3 separate regions of the Mus musculus genome follow, and regions 2 and 3 are each linked to region 1. A link is a contact called in ENCODE Hi-C or POLR2A ChIA-PET data. All regions are on one chromosome and are shown on one strand. Each heading gives the region's core, a stretch centred on a gene start or an enhancer-like site at or near the end of the contact. The rest is flanking DNA. Distances are from core to core; before and after follow the strand shown.

What was found. Hi-C counts contacts between places; a loop is a spot of excess contacts on that map. ChIA-PET counts read pairs that join two places held with the same protein, here RNA polymerase II (POLR2A).
Region 2: a map of left cerebral cortex shows a loop between it and region 1 (2.6-fold over the local background). The contact joins the promoter of Zfp763 here to the promoter of Zfp952 in region 1. A Hi-C loop is called at or near these places in 2 of 37 maps with a recorded cell type or tissue (heart and left cerebral cortex). POLR2A ChIA-PET finds 5 or more read pairs at or near these places in 3 of 5 experiments (Patski and embryonic stem cell).
Region 3: POLR2A ChIA-PET joins it to region 1 with 17 read pairs in Patski. The contact joins the promoter of Cyp4f13 here to the promoter of Zfp952 in region 1. POLR2A ChIA-PET finds 5 or more read pairs at or near these places in 2 of 5 experiments (Patski and embryonic stem cell).

What each region holds. Positions count from the first base shown.
Region 1 is chr17:32,991,700-32,995,066 of GRCm38, reverse strand. It overlaps Zfp952 (zinc finger protein 952), which reads right to left and starts at 1,928. Exons shown (of 4, transcript NM_001045559.1): 1 at 1,809-1,928. The coding sequence starts at 1,829.
Region 2 is chr17:33,031,695-33,034,961 of GRCm38, reverse strand. Zfp763 (zinc finger protein 763) reads left to right here and starts at 1,581. Exons shown (of 4, transcript NM_028543.3): 1 at 1,581-1,680. The coding sequence starts at 1,660.
Region 3 is chr17:32,946,097-32,949,158 of GRCm38, reverse strand. It overlaps Cyp4f13 (cytochrome P450, family 4, subfamily f, polypeptide 13), which reads left to right and starts at 1,798. Exons shown (of 13, transcript NM_130882.1): 1 at 1,798-1,846; 2 at 2,156-2,354. The coding sequence starts at 2,157.

The DNA.
Region 1 (3,367 bases), core at 679-3,178:
GCCAAGCGAGGCATATCCACTTGCTTTCAAACTCTGGATGTCACCTAACACCCCCTCTTGATAGAAGGCAAGCATCTCGTGCGTGCACTGCTCGTCGGATCTCTGGATGATCTGAGATAAAAGCTGGATAAGGCACAGCTTCTCGCTCTGCAGAGCTTTGCCATCTAAACTCCCAGGAAGACATTTGTCAAGGATCTCAGTTTAGGACTTTGTTTGGCTATAAAAGTATGTAGAACCTCTTTAATGATGGGACACATTATCCACAAAAACTTGGGTTGCTTCAGGGCAGATGTCACTCATTTTTAGCTCAGAATAAGCCGTCTCATTACTTCCTCCAAGGCAGCATTCTGAACTTGGGCTTACCCAAAAGTCAGAGAAGTGATCGGCAACATTCTTAAGTAGCCGGTGTCTCTCTGCCACGTGCAAGAAGTTTCAGAGCTTTAGTCCATTGTTAGAGTGGGCAGCATGGTGGCACGCAGGCAGACACAGTGCTGGAGAGGTAGCTGAGAACTCTACATGCAGATACACAGGCAGCAGGAAAAGTCAAAAACAGTTTCAACCATTTCAAGGAAAAAAATAAATGGTGCCTTTGTGTCAGGCTGATCATCCCCGACTTTCTTGATGGTCAGAGATTACTATCTACATAGAACAAGTAGTTGAAGGCAAAAACACCAAAGATTTAATATTTCTTCCAAGAACTGTATTCCAATTAAAGACTAATTGACGAACTCTCCTAATTCTTTCTGTTCGGAGAAACCCACCAAGGAAAACCAAATTACAGCTACATGAATCCCTTCCCTCAGGCTTTCCCCCCATTTTTCCATATTTCCACTTTTAACTATTTTGACCAGCATTATTATTCAAAAGAGAGCTCAAAAGCGAGGTTGAAATAGATTTCCAATGGAGAAAAATGCCCTCTACACAACAAGGAGCCTTTGCCTAACATAAATAAAGCCTCGGGTTCAACTGGCCCTACTGTAAGGAGACAGTTGTCTGAATCCACGCATCTCAAGGACAGCTTCACTATCCTGCTGACAGAAACAAACTGAGTCCGTGTTCCCAGGCCCAGGAACCAGCTCCTTTGCCCCTCATCATTTTGAGTTACTCACCAAATGTCCAGGATGAGGCCTGACCACCAAGATTCTGAGAAAAAAGCCTTGAAACCAGGTGGCCCAGGGGAGGCTTCATCACCAATGATTCCTTTACCCCTTTCCTGTGACAAGCCGCAGGAGTCATCAAAATCACATTGGCGACTCCCTTGCCCAACCCCTTATGTCAAAATACGGCTGGACAACGCTACAGCCCACTCACTCCACTCCCCTTTGCTCTGAGGTCTCATCCGAAATATGCTGTGCAATTTTCCTTCCGGGACGGGGTCTATGCTATTGTCCCTGACCGGTCAGGTTTTTCTGCTTAATTAAAATAAAGATCTTGCTTTGCTGGACTCTTGTGCCTGCTTGTGTTTTGTTTTGGGGGGACCCCCAACAGCTGAAAAAAATAAAGAAAACGAAAGAAAAACACACCGTGATCACGGAGGAAAACTACAGCAGGGCAAACGAAAGTGCAAGGGCAGAAAGACCCGCAACAGCGCTCACACACCCTCTGTCGTTCAAAACGCAGTTTGCGTTCAGCATCACCAATCTACCAGCGCTGCAAATTCTGCAGAGGTGTAAGTTCGAGGCATGGACCCACACTGAAAGGACTGGCATGAAACCCGTTTCGTAGTGAAGGGACAGAACTGGACCCTGGTCTCCTGGCAGTGTCACAGATCTGCCATCCTCGAAGCCAGGAGCCCGTGACACACTCACCATTCTCTGCTTTTGATGCATACTGTGTCCTCTCCAAGGAGCCTGAAATTAGAAGAAGTGACAGTAACCGAAGAAGAGTTGACACGACTCTTCCCGCAGCTGCACCGGCTTCAAGATGGTAGCAAGTGAGGAACCCTTCGATTATCTGCGCTTCTTATTGGACAGGGGAATAACAGCGCCGTTGATTGGTGAATAACTCCCCCTGCCTCCTACGAGCTTAATTAAAAAGAAATCAGCCTTTCTGAGTACCGCTGCAGCTAAAATCACAGTTGTCACTCATGACCCTTTTAGCTTGCTCTTCACTAGAACAAACCTGGCGCAACCTGAAGTTTTGTGGCATTTAAGGAAACATTCAGCAGGATTCTTAGTGCATGCGTTTTCCAACTACACACCCTATCCCCTAAAGAACTAATGCTACAGCTTTACAGTGGAGCCTCTAGTGTCAGTACCCCAAGGAGAAAACCCAAGACTTTTCCTTAGGAAGAGTCCCTATGTCAATCTGGGGGCATAGGGAAAAAAAGAGGACCTGACATGCAAGCTCAAGATTTGGGGAGGTTAAGCTAAAGCTTTCGCAAACCTTGTGTTTCAATATACCCGTTTTCTGCCAAGAAAATTAAAACATATCAACAATGAATTCAACTATAAATTGTCTGGAGAAAAATGGAATTGCACACCCGAAGTTTTCTACAAAGGATTCAACAGGTCTGAAAAGCAGCCTTTGGACGTCAGCCAAAAAGGTTTCTTTGCCCAAGGAAATCCTCTATATTCAGGAATGTAAAATGGTCTCAGCCTCCCAGATCAACACTGATTTTGGACCAAGAGCTTCACAGTGGATCTGTTAGGTTCGGGGAGAAGCCAAGAAAATTGATTTCAAAGACAGCAGCTTAAAATGAAAGTTTTATTCTCTGAGTACACAGAGAGGTAGCCAGCTCGGGATCTCTACTGCATACCTGAAGGGAAATAGTATAGCATATTAAAGGATGAAACCACAAGTTCAGGGGGAAGCCGGGTGGGCTGTAGCATTGTCCACTCATATTTTTTTTTAAAGATTTATTTATTACATGTAAGTACATTGTAGCTGTCTTCAGACATTCCAGAAGAGGGCGCCAGATCTCCTTACGGATGGTTGTGAGCCACCATGCGGTTGCTGGGAATTGAACTCAGGATCTTCAGAAGAGCAGTCAGTGCTCTTAACCGCTGAGCCATCTCTCCAGCCCGTCCACTCATATTTTGACACAATGGGTTGAACAAAGGAGTTTCCATTGTGGCTCTGCCCCTGACTGGGAGCAGTCAGTCAGGAAGGTGATGCACATTGGCGACTGGGCCTTATCTGGGGCCACCCAGTTTCAATGTCCTTGAAATCCTGGACATTTGGCCTGTAACTCAAAATGATAAGGGTGCAAAGGGGTGGGCAAGCTGCATGTAATCAGTTAGGTCATGACAGGCAATCAGTGTATAGATTTATGGCGTGTGTACCTTAGTTTCCTTAACAGGCAACTTCTTTTTTTTTTTTTTTTTTTATATATTCTTTACTGGTTATCAGACAAGCAAGAAGCATG
Region 2 (3,267 bases), core at 332-2,831, 40 kb before region 1:
GCTATGTCGGATTGAATATTCAGGGCCTGCTGTGGTTAGGATAGTTGGACTTTAGTGGAGACATGTTGTAGCCTCACTGTTATTGGTGGTGTTTTTATGATTAAGTGTAGGCATCTGATTTTGGATGAATTACAGATCCAGGTGCTGACTTCTGGATTTCTTTGTTGGATTTCTTTTGTTGGATTTCTTTTGTTGGATTTCTTTTGTTGGATTTCTTTTGTTGGATTTCTTTGTTGGATGGGTATTTCTCTCTTGGTTTCTAGTTCCCCTCCAGATTTTCTGAGTCTGGTGGGGGGAAGGGGACCTCATAAAATTGCAAAGCTTCTGTAAGGCAAAAGACACTGTCAATAAGACAAAAAGGTAACCAACAGAATGGGAAAAGATCTTTACCAATCCTAAATCTGATAGGGGGCTAATGTCCAATATATGTAAAGAGCTCAAGAAGTTGGACTCCAGAAAATCAAATAACTCTATTAAAAATTGAGGTACAGAGCTAAACAAAGAATTCTCACCTGAGGAATACCGAATGGCTGAGAAGCACCTAAATGAAGGTGTTGAAAGAGGTTGCCACCACCACCACCACCACCACAGGAAGCAATAGAAGGCATCCTCTGTGAGTTCCCAGACTTCCTAGTTGTCTCTACCTCAGCACTACAGAAGGGCTGTTTGTCACTGTGATGTTGACGGTTGTGATGTATGTGTATATTTGTAGATGTAGACATCCCTCTGGATTTTGAGCCAAGGAAATTTTTTGTCTGAATTGAAGAGTTACTCTATATATGTCTTGAATTCTATGTTGAATATTACTGCTATGTAACTTCGTGTTTCTGTAATTCAATAATTGTATTCATTGGTTGTTGCTCTAATTTTATTGATTAAAAAAATGGATTGGTTGAGTAGCAGTGCATAGTGGCCCACACCTTTAAATTCCAGCATTCTGGAAGCAAAGGCAGTTGGATTACTGTAAATCCGCGACAAGCCTGGTGTATATGGTGAGTACTTAGACAGCCACAGCTACATAGCAGAGATTCTGCCTCAAAACAACAATAAAAACAAGCAAACAAAATCAATAAATTGAAACATAACGTGTGAGAGAGCTTTACAACACTTTTACCTCATTCCAAAGTCATGAGTTTGCATAGTAGGATCTCCTGGTTCCTGTCTCTGGACAGATCTTTGATTCTGTGGGTCTTCCCATTAAGAACTTGAATCAAAAATGTGCAGGGCAAACTTGGACACTGTAATCAAAGCAGTAGAGGGCCCCAGAGTTCACAAGAACAAAGTGCATAAAGTAGCCTGTTCCCCTTAAAGGCAAAGTTATAAAACAGGTCGGAACCGGCTTAGTCCACTTAAAAAACAAAAGGAAAACAAACAAACAAACAAACAAAAAAACTGGCGTACAAAAGAATCCGCTATTCTAACTGCACTGGGAAAGAGGAATGTTATTAATTAAGGCATTTAAGCTCAAGGCTGTCACTATCTTTCCTCAATCAGGGATGCTGTTACTGCTATTCATGAACTGTCCAATGACGAACCGGTACATTCGGAAGGTCCCGCCCTTGCCGCCATGTTTGAGTCCTGTGTTGTTGAGAAGGTCTGTGGTGGTGTTGGGGCTGGACTATATCTCCTGTATTTAGGCCTATTAGGAAGAACACCTGGATGCATATGAAAGAGGAAATGGTGAGTATGCCTTGGGCTCCTGGAGTCGTAAGTGAAAGCTTTGTGACACTGCAGTCTGTGGCGCTGTTGCCTGCCGTTCCCTTGGTGCTGTGCAGCCTAGTGTGCCTTGGAGCGGGACACTGGAATTGTGCGCAGAGCAGGCGACCGGGCACCGGAGCCCGCTCTGTTCTGTCCTAGGGAAGCTACTTCGTTCCAGGCCCCTATCTTCATGGGGTTAGTCCTCACCTGGAACCTGCGCCTCCGCAGACACTGCAGCACTGCAGGTTGGTGACGCGGAGTCCAGACTGTGGTGTAAGGGGACTTGGGTGGTGTGAGCAGTTGCTCGTATGCCTTATAGGCATATCTCTGCTGCTTTCGATTCTTTTCTCTCATCGCCTTTGTAAATTATATTCTTCACAGTACTGCAGTTGAACACTAGGCCGGGAGAACTTATTAATCTCTCTCTCTCTCTCTCTCTCTCTCTCTCTCTCTCTCTCTCTCTCTCTCTCTCTCTCTGTGTGTGTGTGTGTGTGTGTGTGTGTGTGTGTGTGTGTGTGTGTGTGTGTGTGTGCGCGCGCGCGCTGCCCTTTAAAGATGAGATTAAAGAGTATTTAATTGTGCCGTCTGTGAGTAGGCCAAATTTTTCAATCTTAGAGAAAGTAGAGAAGTACAATGATGGGTTTTTTCCCCCTGACCATTTCTGAAGCCAAAATTCGGGTTTTTAAAAAGCTTTCCTAGACTTCGTTTTTGTGAGCCCTGTAAAGTAGATCAGGTGCTTGCCAATCTACATCGTTTGCTTGTGTGCTGGAGGCCGGTTCTCCAAATAGAAGAAATTGTGACTAAGAGTATTTGATCAGTATTTACCAGATGACATTCTTTTAGGGGTGTGGGGGAGTTGGTATTTTCAGTAGAATATTCATTTGAACAGTATTATTTCTGCCACTTCGTGGACTTGAGTATTCTATTTCTTTACTATTTGAAGTTGTCATCGCTGAAGTCTTTTTACCCTTTTACTGGGCTTTATTTCTAATTCTTTTCCCGTTACCATGAATGGTATTTTGTTTCTGATTTTCCCTTCCACTCTAGTCTTTATTGGAGTAGAGAAATGACATTGCTTACTGTATATTGATTTTATATCCTGCTATGCATAAAAAGTATTAAATAATACAAAGAAAATGACTACTTTTTAAAATTCTCTCTGTATTGTATTCATGCTCAAATTGATGGGAACGTTAGCAGGTACTAGGTAATTTTAGCTAATTATAAGTAAAATAACAATTTTAGCTAATTATAGGTAAAATAATGAGCAGTTACATACTAAAATGAGAAGGACCTTGGAGAGGGTAACATTGTTATGAAACATGGTTATAGTTATACTATTATTTGAAAATAAATTTAAATTACTTGTACAATGAATTTTTTTAAAGTCTTGGGACACAGTATTTAGAAAAGAGCATTTTTGATTTTCTAATAGAATTCAAAGAGAAAATAATACCAAAGTAAAATGAAAGTGTAGGATCTCAAGAGTCGGATGACTCAATTGTCAAGAATGCTTACCACTTTTGCAAGGGAACCTGGATTCTGTTCCCAGAGCCAGGTTGGGCAGCT
Region 3 (3,062 bases), core at 549-3,048, 46 kb after region 1:
CTGTAAGTGCAGCTCTTGTATGGGGGGTACACACTTGGTCTTTTGATAGACTTTCAGTGAATCCGTTTGATGATACGCACTTTTACCGGCTGAGACATCTAGCTGGCCCTTAACTTTGAGCATCTTATCCTCCTATCTCCATCTCCTACGTGCTGGGATTGTAGTCATGCACCACTGCCTTAGGGCTTCTATTGCTGCTCCAAAGCACAGTAATCAATAGTGCCACAGGGAGGGAAGGCTTAATGTCAGTTTATAGCTCAGTTCACACTCCATCACTGAGGAAAGTCAGGACAGGAGCTCAAGGCAGGAACTGAAGAGAGGCCACGGAGGCGTGCTGCTCACTAGCTTCCTCAGTCTGCTTTCATGTACACTTGAGGACTCACCTGCCCAGGGATGGCACCAGGCACAGTGGGCTGGGCCCTTCCACATCAGCCATTAATCAAGAAAATGCTCTATGGACTTCCCTACAGGTATCCTGATGGAAACACTTTCTCGGTCGAGATATCTCTTTCCCAGAAAGGCCAACATGGTACATACTCACTTCTAAGAGGATATTAGCTGCAAAGGATAACTGCGCTACAGTCCACACCCAGAGATGCTAAAGATGGCTCAAAGTGGTACAGATGGGTCTCTCTGGGAAGGAGAAATAAAATAGATTCCAAGGGTGGACTGGGACAGATAGAACAGGAAGGAATAGGTGGGGGTGGGAGAAAATACTGGGAGAACTGGGAGATGGGGGTAGGGCATTTTTGGGGTGAGGAGAAATGACTAGAATGGGAGGCACTTTGGGGGTGAGGTAGAAACCTAGTACAATGGAAACTTCCAGGAGGCCAACCCTACTGAAAACTCCTAGCATAAAACTCCTAGCCTGAACCAGCCCATTTTCAATAACCGGGCAAGGCTTCCAGTTCATTGCTTAGGATACCAAGCCAGCCACAAAACCCTCAGTCCACAATTTGTCTTACCTGCAAGATGTGTTGGGCTAGGTGGCACAGAAGGAACTCGGGGAAGTTGCCAATTTATTACTGGTCCAACTTCAGATCCACACCATGAGAGGAAACCCATGCCTGGCACTGCTGGAGGGTCAGGAGACAGAGGCTGGATAGTCCAGCCACCTAGGATAGAACAAAACATGACCAGCAAAATAAAATAAAATAGAAGTTTCCTGACCCCCAATATTTAACGCATATCTATGACATCAGCCCACGCCCAGATCTGACCTTCAGCCTGTGTCCCCTCTGCTCACGGCCCCTTTTAGCTGTTCCCTCAGATCTCTGAGCTTCAGCCTCACATGAGCTTAACCTACACTCTCTGACCCAGTGGGTTCCAGCAGGGTTGCAATTATTGGTCCACCTAGAACCTAGGGTTCAAGAAGGAAGAAATCGATCTCTGCCAGGCTGTGCAGCTGTTGGGCGTGGGGAGAGGAGAGGAAATGCATTTCAGAGCCTCACAGTTCTGCATGCTGTTACCCAGACAACTATGCAGAGGAGCTAGAGAGATTTATCTGCCACCCCTTAGCCCTTGGAGGGCAGGTGCACTCCTAAACTTGGAATCTCCTTTGTAACTCCTTTGTCTCTGGTTCAGGCAGAAAGGTTAAACGCTGAGGATGCCCCACCTAAGCCTATGACTCTCAGTCTAGTTCCATCCCTTTAAGGTTGGACCCGCCCCCACTGGCCTTGGCTGCCTGCCCAGGCTTGGAGGTTGGGCTGAGGGTTGGAGGGATTGGTTGGTTCAGCCCAGCTGAACTTCCCATACAGCTTCCGGGACAAAATGTTTTCAGAGAAGACAGGAAGTTGTGGAAGATTCGCTGCTCGTGAGAGAAGGTGCCGGGGTGGAAGGCAACAAGGCGAGTTCTGGCTCAGAACAGGGAGAGCTCTGCCCACAGCTGGAATGGCTGTAGGGAGCTGACCTTGGAGACTTTTGGTCTCCTGGAAATTGCGCCCGTAGTTTATTCTTCAGGCTGAGGCCCTCTAGAATGCTAACAGTCCTGCCTGTTGTGTTCTTCCTCTTCTCTCTCAATGTTCATTCTTCTTCCTGCGCTGCCCCCAAGTCCTCCCAGTCTATATCGCTAGCTATATTCCTATCTAGTAAACGGGCCTGTCCCCACCCTTCTCCGGAGCCTCAGAATTTCACCTTCTGCCTATTTGCCCTGCAGGATGCTACAGCTATGTCTGTCCTGGCTGGGAATGGGGTCCCTGACTGCCTCTCCGTGGCATCTACTGCTGCTGGGAGGGGCATCTTGGATTCTAGCCCGAATTCTGGCCTGGATCTATGCCTTCTATGACAACTGCAGTCGCCTTCGTTGCTTCCCTCAGCCCCCTAAACCGAGCTGGTTCTGGGGTCACTTGGCCTTGGTGAGTGTGGCAGTAGGTAGGTCTCTGGGTAGATGTGTTTCCAACGTGTTTGGAAAGATACTGTGGCACTTGGGTCAGGAGAGGTTTGGAACACAGGACAGTAGAGAAGTGAGGGGAGACATAGGGAGACCTCTCCGCCCCAGCAGCCAGTCCACTCTTGCCTTGCCTCTCCAGGATCCGAGCCTTTCTCCTTTCCTCCCTTCCTTGCTCCCAGCCTGCTTTAGGTCACATTATGATCAAAACTCATGATCTGAGGTCTCTTCCCCTCGTTAATGCAAAACTGCTCCCAGGATGGGCAGCACAGAGCAGGGACAGCCCCAGTCCACTCAGTTTCCACCGAAGAGTTTGAGGCTTCAGTGCATCATGCCAAGATCTGGCCCCTGCCTAGTCCATCCTTGTCCTTGGGCTAGTGTCTGTACCCGATGGGCAGAGAGAGATGTGAGTAGTATCTCTTCCCTTAAACTCCTCGGGGCCTGATGCTTTCTTATCTTGCTCTTCACTCTCAAGAACCATCAGTGGACTCTATTTTCCAATTTGAGCAGTAGTTGAGCTTTTTGGTTTTGTTTATGGTACTGAGTTGAAGCAAGCTCTTGGCCGCTGGGCTGCATCCCAGTCTGACTGTTCTTTTTCACCAGGGACCCTTCTGGCCTCTCCAGTTGTGGTTACACTTCCACTGGCCTCATTCCTAGTGCCCCTTGCTCCATGCTG